Linked DNA regions of Homo sapiens: region 2 is linked to region 1. The links are chromatin contacts, found by Hi-C in ENCODE. All regions are on one chromosome and are shown on one strand. The core of a region is the stretch at or near the end of the contact, and the rest is flanking DNA. Distances in the headings are between cores, read along the strand shown. Region 1 holds the start of SMC5 (structural maintenance of chromosomes 5). Region 2 holds the start of PABIR1 (PP2A Aalpha (PPP2R1A) and B55A (PPP2R2A) interacting phosphatase regulator 1).

Evidence for each region. Hi-C counts contacts between places; a loop is a spot of excess contacts on that map. Pooled maps may share reads with other maps.
Region 2: a map of CD8-positive, alpha-beta T cell shows a loop between it and region 1 (14-fold over the local background). The contact joins the promoter of PABIR1 here to the promoter of SMC5 in region 1. A Hi-C loop is called at or near these places in 3 of 168 maps with a recorded cell type or tissue (CD4-positive, alpha-beta T cell and CD8-positive, alpha-beta T cell) and 8 of 50 pooled maps.

What each region holds. Positions count from the first base shown.
Region 1 is chr9:70,256,073-70,263,226 of GRCh38, reverse strand. It overlaps SMC5 (structural maintenance of chromosomes 5), which reads right to left and starts at 4,249. Exons shown (of 25, transcript NM_015110.4): 1 at 3,964-4,249. The coding sequence starts at 4,148. It overlaps SMC5-DT (SMC5 divergent transcript), which reads left to right and starts at 4,353. Exons shown (of 4, transcript NR_039990.1): 1 at 4,353-4,831; 2 at 5,292-5,312. RefSeq lists enhancers at 3,963-4,162, 4,493-4,682 and a silencer at 4,203-4,422.
Region 2 is chr9:68,775,830-68,782,983 of GRCh38, reverse strand. PABIR1 (PP2A Aalpha (PPP2R1A) and B55A (PPP2R2A) interacting phosphatase regulator 1) reads right to left here and starts at 2,919. Exons shown (of 1, transcript NM_138333.5): 1 at 1-2,919. The coding sequence starts at 2,819. The coding sequence ends at 1,956. All of the region lies in intron 2 of PIP5K1B (phosphatidylinositol-4-phosphate 5-kinase type 1 beta), which reads right to left. RefSeq lists silencers at 2,659-2,898, 3,016-3,430 and an enhancer at 2,183-3,011.

The DNA of each region.
Region 1 (7,154 bases), core at 3,000-5,499:
TTATTATGGTTACAATAAAACTAGTTTGGGAACTTCAGACATGTAGGAAATTACCTGACATGGAACTTCTTACGCTCAACACATGAAGCCCCACTTGGATTTCCTGTTGTGAAATCTCTGTGTAAATGTTATACTAAAACGATGAAACTGGTATTTAAGAAAACAGAACAGGGAAAAGCATGAGAATTTCTGGCCTATAAAATACGCATCGATATTACAAATAGGGACAGTTGCCAAAAACAAAGCCTCTGCAATTTTTTTTTTTTTGGCGGGGGTAGGCGGGGGATTTTTCTTGCCTTTAGCTACCCAGATCAAGTGTCTGCACTGTTTAAAATCAATCTTCTGATTCTACGATGTATTTATTGGGAATTCCCTTATCATGAGTTTCCTTTCCTCTGAGCTCCCTCTGAAAGAGCTATTGGTAAAGACCCACCCTCTTATCATTCCATATACTTCACGAGGTATCTCATGTATTCTCTATGGCCTCAATGATTCCTTTTTTTCTCCAAGTCTTTGCATACTATCTACATGCTGAAAGCAGTCCAGATGACCTCTATATGCAATGGTCACCTCAATAACGCTATTTGAATGTCCCATAACAGTCATCTTAAACTTAACACATTTAAAACGAAATCCACCATCTTTCCCATCCAAAACCACTCTTGTGGTCTCTTAGTGAATGGTATTATCATTCATGCCATTGACCAAATCAGAAACCTAGGCATTAGTTTTGCATCCTCTTTGGTTCTTTCATCTCTTTTGACTCCACCCAAACCACCACTCCATCATCCAATCAATCACCAAGTGATGCTGGTAGAATTGTAAATCTGATGTCACTTGTTAAAAAAGAAAAATTAAGGAAAAACCCATCACAGCCGAGTTTCATCTTTTTCTACTTTTTATCTCCTTTCCCTATTCTCTCCTTAGACCTCTAAATTCTACCTATAATGTACTTCTTTCAGTTTTGTGACTATAATTCCTTATTGCTCTGAAGTATTTGCACATGTTATTCCTTCAGCCTCCAAGTGTCTTCCTCCACTCCCAACTCCATTTGACTTGGTTCACTCACTACTCTCTTCCAGGCCATTTACATTCTCTAACTACCCATCTTATTTCCTTGCTAATTCTCTAAGCGCATCTTTCTCTACCTCATGCCTAAAACTCAAAATCCCCTCATTAAAATAAACAGCATCTCACCAACCTCTGCACTTCCAGCTACCTTCTCTTTCTTCTCTTTGCATCCGGCCTGCAAAGTTTTCTGCTTCCACTGCTTCATTAAAAGGTCAAAGATTTCCCAATTGCTAAATGCAGTGGGCTCTTTTCAGTCCCGCTATCTGACTTCAATGTAGCAGGTGATATTTTTGAAACATTCTTTTTCCTTGGCTTCTTTGATAATTGTCTCCCACTGTTTTCATCTTACCTCCCTGAATAGTTCCTTCTGACTTTGAGTCCTTCTTCAGTTCACCCTTAATGTAGGCATTCTCCCAAGACTCTGTACATGGTCTTCTAGTTCTTCAATTCATAATTCCTATTGGGCAATCATAACCAGTTCTGCAACTTCATCAATCACCTGTATGCATGACTCCCAAAACTCTCATCTGTTCATATTTTCCTCTAAGCTCCAGACTCCTACATTCTGCCTATAGAACATCTCTCTTAGATGCCACAAAGGAAACTTTAAGTCACAGGATCTAAGAGGCATTTATTATTCTCCTCAAACTGCTCCCTCTTCTGAATAGCACCTGATCAATTAGCTAAGGCTCTTACACTTGGGAAAAATGCTGCATTCCTCCCTTTCCCCCATGCCTCACAACTATTCTGTAGCTGGATCCTGTCAAATCTCATTCCTTCACACTCTGATCATCTCTTGCCTTCGTATTGTCTTTTTGCTTCCAATCTTGCACCCTTTCTAAATCATCCTCTACAGTGCTTCCAGAATAACACAGAACACACGTCATTCCCTGTTGAAAACACACCGTGGCTGCCTACAGGATGATGTCGGAACTTCTTAGCATAGTAAACATACAGGCCCCTGAATGGTTGCTTACCCTTTGTCCAAATACTCATTCACATCCTATATTCTTGCCTTACTAAAATACTTGACGCTTTCTAAATATACCAAACTATTTCAGACAGTTCCTTCTGTCTTCAATGCTCTTCACTTCTTGCAAGACTTTCCTATCTTCTTAGGCGGGTGCAGTGGCTCATGTCTGTAATCCCAGCACTTTGGGAGGCCGAGGTGAGTTTCTTGAGCCCAGAAGTTCGAAACTAGCCTGGGCAACATGGTGAAACCCCATCTCTACAAAAAAATTTTAAAACATTAGCCAGGTATGGTACGCGCCTATAGTCCGAGCTACTTGAAAGGCTGAGGTAGGAGGATCACTTGAGAAGGGGAGGTCCAGGCTTCACGGAGCCCTGATCATGCCACTGAGCTCCAGCGTGGGCAACAGAGCAAGACCAAAGACTTTCATATCTTCTTTACAAAGCCCTTTCTCATACTCGTAGACAAAACTAACCACTTCATCCTTTGTGAAGGATCCTGATATATGTTGTTATGGTATCTAACTCATTTGATTACATTTATCTTTCCTGATCTGGATTCAAATAGCAATGCAACTATGTAACAGCTGCGTAAAACTGGGCAAAATAACCTACTGAGCTTCTTTCAGCAATGGAAATTATCAAGATAGAGTTGTTATGAAGAAAGAATGAGTGCACTATGTACCTGGCACACAATAGGTGCTTGAAAAAAAAAGGTAGTATTGTTATTACAATTCTGTTATCCTTATGCCACTATGTGCAAGCTTTAAAAAGACTTCCGGCCGGACATGGTGGCTCACGCCTGTAATCCCAGCACTACGGGAGGCCGAGGCGGGCAGATCACCTGAGGTCAAAAGTTCCAGATCAGCCTGGTCAACACGGTGAAACCGCGAGTCTACTAAAATACAAAAAAAAATAGCTGGGCGTGGTGGCGGCTGGCTGTAATCCCAGCTACGCGGGAGGCTGAGGCAGGAGAATTGATTGAAACTGGGAGGCGGAGGTTGCAGTGAGCCGAGATTGCGCCACTACCTTCCAGCCCGGACGACAGTATGACACTCCGTCTCAAAAACAAAAACTAGCCGGGCGTGGTGGCGCGCGCCTGTAGTCCCAGCTACTCGGGAGGCTGACCCAGAAGAATCGCTTGAAACCGAGAGGCGGAAGTTGCAGTGGGCCGAGATCGCGGCACAGCACTCCATCCAGCGTGGGCTACAGGAGCGCAACTCCGTCTCAAAAAAAAAGAGGAAAAAAAAAAAAAAAAAGACCTGGAACAAATGAACTGGAAGGTGCTAGGCAAATACATGATATATTTAAAACTTACTAAATTCTAAAGCGGTAACTAGTTGTCTGAAGGGGAGAGGGAGGAACCAGGGAAGAAAACTGGGTTTAGTGGGGTCAAGGGTTTGTAGGGAGGTCCAACAATTGCCAGTAAGTGTTTAATTTTTTTGTACCTGTAACCTCCATTCCCGAACAACCTTTACCGTCTTATCTACTCCTCTCTGGCAAATGCCTACCCTAAGAATCCGCCACAGCATCACTATCACGCCGAATTAACTGTTGCCTCCTCTTAAGTTCCCGGGGACAATACTTCTGTGAATTCCAGACCAGGGCCGCTATGGATCGCGACTCCCAGCGGGCAGAGACCTACTCCCTCCTACAACCACTACCTGCTACATGACACCTTTGGAAAACCTTGGCTGACTAAATTTAAAAACCACATCACCCAAGGCACACATCTCCTACATCATACACGTCAATCTCCACAGCCTACGTAGGAAAATCCTCAAGGGAACCCCGGCACGAATTCAAGGCCAGACCCACAAGCCAGGTACACACCCACACGCCCACGCCCGCGCGCTGCCGGAGCCCCGGGGCCTGCTGGCCAGCACACCTCCACACCCGCGGCGCGGCCTCCGGGCAACTTACAGGAAGTTCTCCATCGAGATGCGGACGATAGAGCCTTCCACGAAAGGCCCGGACGACTGCAACAGCGGCAGCTGCGGGGCCGAATTCTTCCTCTTGCTCGGGACCTCCGACGAAGGGTCTCTCGGGAGAGCTCTCTTGGAAGGCTGGGGGCTTGGAGTTGACGTCTTCTTGCTCGGAGTCGCCATCCTGGCTTCCTCAGCGTCCCACAGCGACTTCCGTTCCCACCGTCCGGCAGCCCAGGCGCCCAAGCGCCCATCCACCCAGGCGCCCCGCTCCCGCGCGAACTGCCGCGAACTGTTACCGCGCGCTCGCTCCCGCGATCTCGCGCCGCGCCTGCGCAGTTCAGGTCCGGCGACGTCAGCAGGCCCGCCCCGCCCCTCCCGCGCTCCGCCGCGCTGTGCGAGGCCCAGACTGAGGGCGAAACAGCAGGCAGGACTGGGTGGAGACGTTCGGGGACGTGGCAACTGGAGTTTCTTCTCCGTATATTTCGGCATTCAGTTCCTTTTTTTTTTTGTTTTAACTCAGGAAAAAATCTCAATTGCGTTTAGTATTTTGAAAGCCACTTTATTGCTTCCCGAGCCTCAGTCATGTGTGGTGGGAGGCTGCTGTGGGTGGCACCTGGGGCGTCCACGGCCGCCAAGGCGGGAGGACGTCAGGCCCTGCTTGCTCCCACCCCTTCCAGGTGAGAGCTCCCGGGCACGCCCGTCGTTGGCTCTTCGTCCTCTTGGTGTTCTTCCCTGTTGCTTCAAATCAGGTTCCTGTCTCAAAAATCCGAAAAAGAAATCCTCCCAAATGACTCTGTGCCCGACGCTCCGTTAAGGCATCGTGCTAGGCGTTCTCAAACTCGTGAAATGACTACACTGCACAGGTTAACCTCATTGCTACTCTTCCCCTTGCCTCCTAATTCTCTGGTTAAACTTCCGCCCCCGAGGTTTCTAGAAATCCCTGAGCTGGAATGCGCTGCCTTCATTAAGAGGGTGTTCTGCTTCCGTCTGCTCACATTCATCTAGTAAGCCCTCTCGTTAAAGAGGAGGCAGCACACCGAGGCCTGTCTAGAACTTCTTTCATTTAACCAACAGTGAATATCTAATCTACAAGAAACTGGAGCCGTGGCAGTTTAGGAGCCTGCCAAGGTTGCATCCCTGGGAGCTTATTTTCTATTGTGGGAGACAGGAAAAGAACAAGTGAATCAACTGTGAAATTAAATAATTCAAACTTAAAGCTGTTGGAACTTTAAATTATTCTGAGCCTTGCGAAGAATGTGGCGATGGGGCCTGAGTCCCATGGCATACAGCTGCAATGTCTGCCTTGTTTTTTCCTATAATCAGGAAGACCAAACAGAGACAGAGGTAAGACCCCCTCAGATCACTACCCCCTTCATAAATTAATATAGTTATCTTCCTTGGAATGTAGCTATCTATAACTAATCTAATCGCTGTAATTTATGCACTGCTCTTGTATTGAAAATGTACTCCTGCTGAACCTTCTCTGTTTCTGCCTGTGTAAATGAAACCTTAACTTCACTTTGGAACATTGACCCTATTTGTTTGGAGTTGGTGTTTCCAGGTGGCTGTCCTCAAGCTTTGCGTTAGAATAAACTCTATACTTAATGATATTTTCTGAATTTCACTACTTAAGGCTGACACAACAAATGATTAGCATAATGTCAGACTGTGACAGGTGTTAGGAAGAAAACAAAATGAACCTGATGGGTGGGAGGTACGGAAGGCCTCTTAGAGAGGTGGTGGTGTTTAAGATAAACTCTGAAGGACGAGAAGAAACTGTGACGATCTGAGAAAAGAGCACCCCAGGCAAAAGAATTTTGCTGGAACATACCAGTAAGGACAAAAGCTCTGAGGTGGGAAGGCCAGTGTTGCTGCAGAGCAGTGAACAAGGTTGCAGAGCAGAACCTTGTCCATCGTGGAAAAGCCTGAATTTTATTTTTAAAGCAATGGGAAGCCATTGCAAAGTTTTAAGCAGGAGAGGGCCATGTTCTGACTAAAGCTTTTAATTTTTTTATTTGATTTTTTTTATTTGATTTTTTTGAGACAGAGTCTCACCCAGTCGCCCAGGCTGGAGTGCAGTAGTGCCACCTCAGTTCACTGCAAACTCTGCCTCCCTCGTTCAAGCGGTTCTTCTGCCTCAGCCTCCCGAGTAGCTGGGATTACAGGTGCATGCCACCACACCTGGCTAATTTTTGTATTTTTAGTAGAGACGAGGTTTCACCATTTTGGCCAGGCTGGTCTGTAACTCCTGACCTCAAGTGATCCGCCCACCTCGGTGTCCCGAAGTGCTGGCACTACAGGCATGAGCCACTGTGCCTGGCCTTAAAGTTTTTAAATAATAATTCTGGTTGCTGTGTGGAAAATGGATTAGAGGGCACCAAGTGTGGAAGTGGAAGGCCACTTAGAAAGCTATTGCAGTAGATCCCTGATTCCTGACTCCTAGACCAAAGCTCCTTTCCCAGGTCTCTGCTGCTTCCTCTCACACAAGGACTCCGCTCCAGAGAAAATAGAGTAAGTAAAAAGCATGTGAACTTGTCGTAGTTACTGGAAATTTTCTTAAATGCAAATGAAAATGAGAGAGACGGGAAGGAAAAATCATTGAAAAAATTCAGACTGCAGCAGCAGCCTACCTGAAAAGTCACAGCAACAGGCAAAAAATAAAACAACCTTGGGAAAACCTCAGGTTGCACCTGGACAGATAGACAGCTTTAAGCACAGATAAACAAGCACAGGAGTGGGAGAGTCTCGACTTCATACTCATACAATGGGCCCCAGTAAAAACTGTGAGACTTAATAAGTACATTCCTTTCCGTTTAGGCCCACTAAGATACGGAAGCGAGAAGCTTATACAGGGAGGGTTGGGGGATGCCTGCAGCTGCAAGAAAATGTCTGGGAACAGACACAGAAACTTAAGCGACACAAAGCAGCACAGAGCAGCATAAACTAAAAGCCTGCTTATGTGATCAAGGAATTGGGTAAAGGCTGTTAGGAACTCTGCTCTATGCCGATAGCACACCTGGTCCCAACTAAATCTTCAGGCCCTGGGAAGATAAGACACCCCTCCTCACTAGTCCATTTATAAAAACCCTGACGTTTTTACTACAACTTGGCAGTCCAGTCAGACTCCCCTCTCTAATGCAGAGAGCTTCTTTTCTTTCTTTCACTTATTAAACTTTTGCTCCAACC
Region 2 (7,154 bases), core at 1,670-4,169, 1.5 Mb after region 1:
TTGAGATTCATTTCAGAAGTTGACAGGACTTGGTGATTAAGCTAATCCAACAGAGAAAAGGAAAAGTCAAAGATGCTTCCATAGTTTCTAGTTTAGGAAATCAGTGATGACATCAATTGAGCTAATGCAAGAACAGGTGAAGTGAGAAGATTAACAATTCCTGTGTTGAAGATAATGAAGTTCAAATACCTCTGGAGGCAGGGCAAGTTACCCAACAAGAAGTCAGGCTATTTAAGTTTGAATTTCAACAACAGGGTCGAGAATGGGAGCACATGAACACTATTACTCAGAAGAGAGAATTTTAAACCTGTGGACACAGTCTTACCCTCGATGCAATTTCACTCCATCTTGAGGCAACTGTCAAGAGTTGACCAGTTCCATTTACTCTCATAGTTGTAAAAATTCCACAAAATTGTTAAAGTCTCTGTAAGCGATAACTTTAAACAGTCAGAGCTTTTGTCTTGTTCTGAGTCATTTTTCCCCTTTCCTCTTTGTATGCCATTCTTTCTGTCAAACTATCTAGTTAAGGAAGATATGTGAGGTATAAGGATGCATAATATAAAAAAATTTTTGCTATTCTTATTAAACATTTTGTCTTAATTGTAAAGGTAAAGAAAAGAACATTCGACTATTCTAACTTTAGGAAAACCTAAGTTAAATAATGATTTACCTATGTGACTCTCCACTAATTTTCTCTTGCAAATCATCACCCCTTAATTAACTGACATCCCCAAGGCAGTCAACTCAAGCTGTAGCTTTAACCACAGAGGTTAAACAATTCACAGTCCTGTTGTTGCTGTCAGAAACCCAAGTTACACTGTACCTTTGTCTAATCAATGGTGCCCTAGTTTGGTGGGAGATGGAGAGGAAGGGACCTGTTGGCAAGGAAACAGCTGCTTCCTTCCTGAACAAGGGAAAACCAGTAAGGTGACAGATGGGCAGAGCAGAAAAGTAGCCAAAAATTGCTGTGGCTCCTGTTTGGCAATAATTTCTGGAACTGAGGCACAACTGAATATTTTAAAGTATATCAACAATTGAGAGAGTATTGTTTACCTGAGTGCGCCAAAGTTCAACAAGCCTTCCCACACGTTTCCCACATTTGAAAAACTTTTAAGTTTGCAGTAGTACAAAGAGCTTAGCCTTAGCCTATGTATAGTGGGCAAAGACTGCAAGGCACTGTCCCATTTCACTTTAGGATTACACCCAAGCAAATGCACTTTCCGGTTAAAAAAAAAAAGGAAAAAATTTTATTTTCTCTATAGTAGTTATAGTTGTATGACTGACTAGAATTACTATTAAAATCTCATTAAAAATGTTTTTCTTAAAAGTTTACTTTTATATACTTAATTTGAAAAGATTTGTTCAAACTTTTATAATTTGTTCTTTAATCATTCCCCCTCCCATCCACTTCAGTACCCAGAAAACTAAATATCCAAGAATTCCTGGGTAAAACAGACAACCACTAGATAGATATAACTAACGTATTTTTTTAAGCTGTATAGTTCTTCATCAAATGGAAATCGGCAACCACTGAAAATAACATTAAAAATTAGTGTGGGCATGAAGTATGGAATTTTAAACATCAGTTTACTATGCTGATTAAGTCAACATTTATATTTTCATCAGAACTTAATAATCCCATAAATAAATAGAGCTCTCAGTTATTTAAAAAAATCAAGGGATAACATATGTATTTAGACATATTAGCAGCGTAAAGATGTATGCTTCAACACACTTATTGGGGAAACGTCTGAAAATATTACTACACTGAATTCAAGGGTATCCAAAGGAACCTGACATAGAAGTTCTCTAGAATAACATCATTTCAGGGAATTTCAAAAAAGAAAAGGGGTCAAATAGGAAATAGCCTCAAATTAATTGACAAAGTTCAGTGTTTGCCCCAACTAGATTATTCTCTCTCTCCACTGCAAAAAGAAAGTCTCAGGATGAGTGAATCACTTAGACGAAAGTTCATCTAGTGGAATAAATGGAGAAGCCGCTTGGGCAGGTGACACAGGAGAGTCGGTGGTAGTGCTGACTTTCGCTGGTGAGTTACAAGAAGATCCGGCACTGCTGCTGTTTCCATCAAGGGTATCCGAAGATACACACACACCAGGATCTGACAGCTGTGCAACGTCAGAAGAAAGCATGTTGGTGATGCCCTGGAAAAATCTCTTTGGCTGATATTCAGTTTCCATTTCACATTTTCTTTTCAATGGTCCAAGAACACTTGGTCTAATGCAATTGATGGGGCTCTGGCTTCTCCGGGTGGTAAATCGGGTCGTTGGGCTGGGAATAGGGCTTGGAGGCAATCCGTTGCTACTTACAAAACTTTGCAAGGATGGCGAAAAACACTGCTTCCCAATTCCCCGAGTGGGTGACGGTGCTGGTGACACAGGAATGAAATCGATGCGCTTGGGGGAGGCGGATTTCTCCACGTCGTTGTCACTCAGGCTGAAACTTTCCTCCCAGGAGTGGCTTATCTGCATTGCGGTCTGCACCTCCCGTTCGTGGACCGTCTCTCGGTTGATCAAGTCCATGCCCTCTTCTTGTTTGATCTGGTGCAAGCGGCTGCTGTGCATGCGGACAGGGGAGGCCGGCAGCAGCAGGCCGTGGCGGCTCGGGAACGTTGTGCTGTTCCGCCTGGCGCTCGGCGCCTCGGCCTGGAACACCGGCGAAGTGTCACTGAGGCCGTGGATCAGGGGGGCGCTGTTAGACCTCCTGAGGCCCCCGCCGCCGCCGCTGCCACCGCCCTCCGCCGGGCTCCCGCCCGTACCCGGAGGCAGCTCCAGGTCTAGCTCCATCTTCTCCTGAGCCATGTCGGGGGCAGGGAGGCGGGGGAGGTGCTCAGTCAGGGACCTAGGATTCCCATTCCCCGCAGTCCAGGGCCGCCGCCGCTGCCGCCGCCACCGAGAATCTGTCAGCGGGCTGGCCCCTCTGCGCATGCGTAGCCCTTCGCGCAGGCGCTCGCGATGTCCGTACTCGCGGCGCCTGCTTAATGCGTAATATGTGCGCGGCAGTGGTAGGGGAGGGGCGAGGAGTGGTCGGGCCGCTAGTCCGTATATTCCTTCGGCAAATAGCTATTGAGCGCAAGCTCGCGTTGACGCATGTCAATAAGATTGTCATATTCTGGATTGCATACTCATAAAACAAAGCCCTGAAAGAGAGGCCCATGGTGATGTGGGGCTGTATGACGTGGAGTGGCGCTTGGCCTAATCAGGGAGGGCTTCCTCGAGGAAGGAACAATCTCCTGAAATCTGAAGAAGTGGGCGAAATGGGTGCGATGTAGAACTTTGCAGGAAGCGGGAAGCAACGGCTACCCAGCCAGTTGGCAGGCGGGAACCAGGAGGGGAGGAGAAAGTGTGGCCTGGAGTGGAGAGTGAGGGCTGGCCTGACGTGAGGTGGTGGACCAGACCACATTCTGGTCTTTATCTTGAGAACAATGAAAACTTAAAGGGTTTTCAAGCATGGGTGTAACAGCAACTGAAAAGCTCACTGGCCTGCAGTCTGGAGAATACATATTGGGAGATTAAAACCTTACAGAAAAAAGGCCAGAGAGGATGGTCATTTGCACTAAGGTGACAGTGTGGCAGTGGAGATGGAGAGAAAAGTAAATCTGAGAACTATTTAGGTTAGGGGAAGAAGCCAAAACAGAGGATGGTATTGCTATTGATTTACAGTCATAGTTCCAGCACAAGCATATGTGTGAAGTATGAAGGATTAAACCAGTAGGTCCTCACATTTTAAAAATGAAACCACAATTCTTGGCTCATGTAATTAATATAAAACCTTGATATCTCATTAAAAGTGAGTTTATTTGTTCATTTATTCAGTCAGTCAAGGTTTTTTTTTTTCAGCATACTTACTATGTGCCAAACACTGCTAGGAAATGGGCCCTAGTATGAACTTTTAATTCTTACTGAGGGGAAAATAGAGAAACGCAGGCTATTTTCAGATAGTGGTAAGCCTTAGGAAAAGTAAGATGGTGTGATGGAGCACTACTGATAGAAGTCAGGGGACAATTAGAGTTGAGATCTAAATGACAAGAAGCAGTAAGTCACGTGGACATCTGGGGAATGAGTATTCCAAGCAGAGAGAATAGCAAGTGCTAAGGCCGGAGGCAGCCATGAGTTTGATGAGTTAGCAGAAAAAGAAAAAAGGGCAGTGCCGCTGAAGCATAAGAGCGGGAGTGTTAGGAGAGGGTAAGAGTTGGATCTCATTCTGAATATGATGAAACGCCACTGGAGGGTTTTAAGCAGGGGACTGATATTATCTGGTTTATGTTTTAAATATCACTTAGGCTCTGTGGAAAACAGGCTGAAAGAAGACCAGAGTGGAGGCAGAAGGATGAATTCAGGACCTATGGCAACAGTACAGATAAGATTCTTGGACTAGGGTTGTAGCAGTGTCAATGGGGAGAAGCAGAGAGACTGAGGATATGTGTTGAGTTAGAACAAATAGGATTTGCAGATGGATTAAATTTAGATTGTGAAAGAAATAGATTATTCGAAGGGGACTCATAGCTTTTTTTATTTAAACTGGTGAGATGGTAGTATTATTTACTGAGAGAGGAAAATAGCACATTTAGAGTTGTAGAAATTAAGAGATCTGAAGCAGAAGAACACAAGGTGGAAAGAACCAACATTTTCTAAGTGCCTACTCCCTGCTAGGCACTTTAAACACTCCATAATCCCACTTAATCCTCACTGCATAGATATTGTTATACTCATTTTACGAAGGAACGATTGAGGTTCAAAAATTGCAAAAGGCACTACAGCCAGTACACGGAAGAACAAAGATCTGAACCAATTTGAATCAAGGACTCATTTCAAAAACCTGTATTGTTTTTTCTGAATTTCACATGGATTAAAGAGAGAATTTCGCATGAATTAGAGAAGGATGGCTAATTCTGAGACGAAACAAAGGTCTAAAACCAAAGTTGGGAAAGGCAGAAGGAGATGGATTTGGGAGACAAGGCAACAACAGAACCTAATAGCATGCTGTGCAGAGGATGAACAGGAGACACAAATGACTGAAGTTCAACTGTAAGTGGCTGAAAGAATGCTACAAATTATTCAATAAAAACAGGAGAGAGGAGGAAATGTCTACAAAAAAATTAATATTAGGTAAGTAGAAAAGAACATTAAATATAGAACTCAATTTATAATACCCACAGCATATTACTGTTAACTTCATATTACTACATTATTATCAATGTGGCTCAAATGTACCAGATATTGTTCGTCCATGTCTGGATAAACATAATAATTACCTTTACTAATAAAACACAAGGATGGTGATGAGCCCACAAAATAAAACATATATGCTATTTGGTTCTTGCCTGAACACACCTATTAGAGATCTTAGCTGGTTTCCCAGTTTCTACCCTTGTCCTTGTAGAGCTGGGGACAGAGAATTGACTGAGTCATGTATGATTCAGTGCTTTCAGGTCCTGGCACAAATATTAATACTGATGGAGAGGCTTTCATAACTGTTCCTTATAAAAAGCAATTGCAGTTCTCAACACCAAGTCTACATTTGCATGCCCCTTACTCTGTTTTTATTGTCCTCCGGAGTACCACATGACATATATGTATACATTTTCTTGCCTGTTTCTTTGCTGAGAAAGTAAGCTCTACAAGGGAAAGACCTTTGTTTTGTTCTCTGTTATATGCTTAATATCTAGAACAGGGCCTGGCACATTGTACTGAGTAAGTACTTGTTGAATCATTGTGTGAATGCATGATAATGAATGAAAGGATGGATTAATATAGCTTTGTCTAAAAGGGAAGAGAACTCTATTATTTGAAAATCCAGTCTAACAGGCTTTTCTACACTGATTCTAAGAGCTCTATACCTTGATATATTTTTTAAAGATCAGGAATATTATTATTATTTAGAGTGCCCTCCAGCCCATGCAGGTGTGTTACTGGAACTACCCATTATGTGACCTAAGAAACTGAAGCCCTAGGTTTTCTTTCTTTTTCAACGATATGCTAATAAAAATTTGATAGAATTAAAATGTTCAGCACTGAGGATTCTAGGCAGTGTTTAATATATTGAGTTACTACTTCCTTTCGAAGGAATCAAGGACAAATGAGAGAAAATAGCAGCCATAAAATGCAATGTAGCCAGCTGCAAATGAATAATGCCAGAGGCAGGATCCAAGGAACCTCCCTGGCTCATTTCCCCCTTCCGGTTTCACTCCCATGAATTAAATACCACACTTAGTCAAGATTCATTCTCACTGTGAAGCCACAAAACCAGACATCTATTCCACAGTTAAACTTTATTGTGATTAATATTAGATTTTTAAAATATTACTTATATTTTAAAAAATATTACTTATTTTTAGGTTAAAAATAAATAGTTTAGGGCCAGGCGTGGTGGCTCACGCCTGTAATCCCAGCACTTTGGGAGGCTGAGGTGGAAGCATTGTTGAGTCCAGGAGTTCATGACCAGCCTGGGCAAGAGAGAGACCTCATCTTATAAAATTAAAATAAATAAATAGCTTAAAAATGACCATAACAATATCTAGAATTGGGACAGAGTCCCAATCTGATATCTAATTTATAAGATCTCAATGAGGAATAAGTGGAACTAGAATGTTTAAAGTGACTAGCAGGGAGTAGGCACTTAGAACAATATTATTATTAGATAGTTTTCTTTTAATTTCTGAGGGCAATTTTTCACTATTAAATTTCCAAATATATGACAAGGCAAATTTCTACCTCTGAATCCAAATTGAATGAATGTAAAATACAAAAATGTGTGTATGTATATAATCTAAGATGGGCTGGCAAATACCTCAATGTTCCACGTTAATTAGCATCAACAACCTACAGTAAAAATACTGCAGAAAAAACTGTGCTTTAAAACCATAGGAACTTAGGGTTAACTGTTACAACCACTTAGGAAAAATATTTTGCTGTACCTATTAAAAGAAAATATATTTATAGCCCACGACTAAGGAATCCTGCTCCTGACAATATAACCAAGAGAAATGAGGGCATCTGTCTACTAAAAGACATGCACAAGAATGTTTCTTGCATTATTATTATTATGTGTAATAGCTCCAGACTCAAACAACCATAAACAGTTTAATTATACAATGGAACTCTTTACCCAACAACATGGATGAGTTACAATATAAT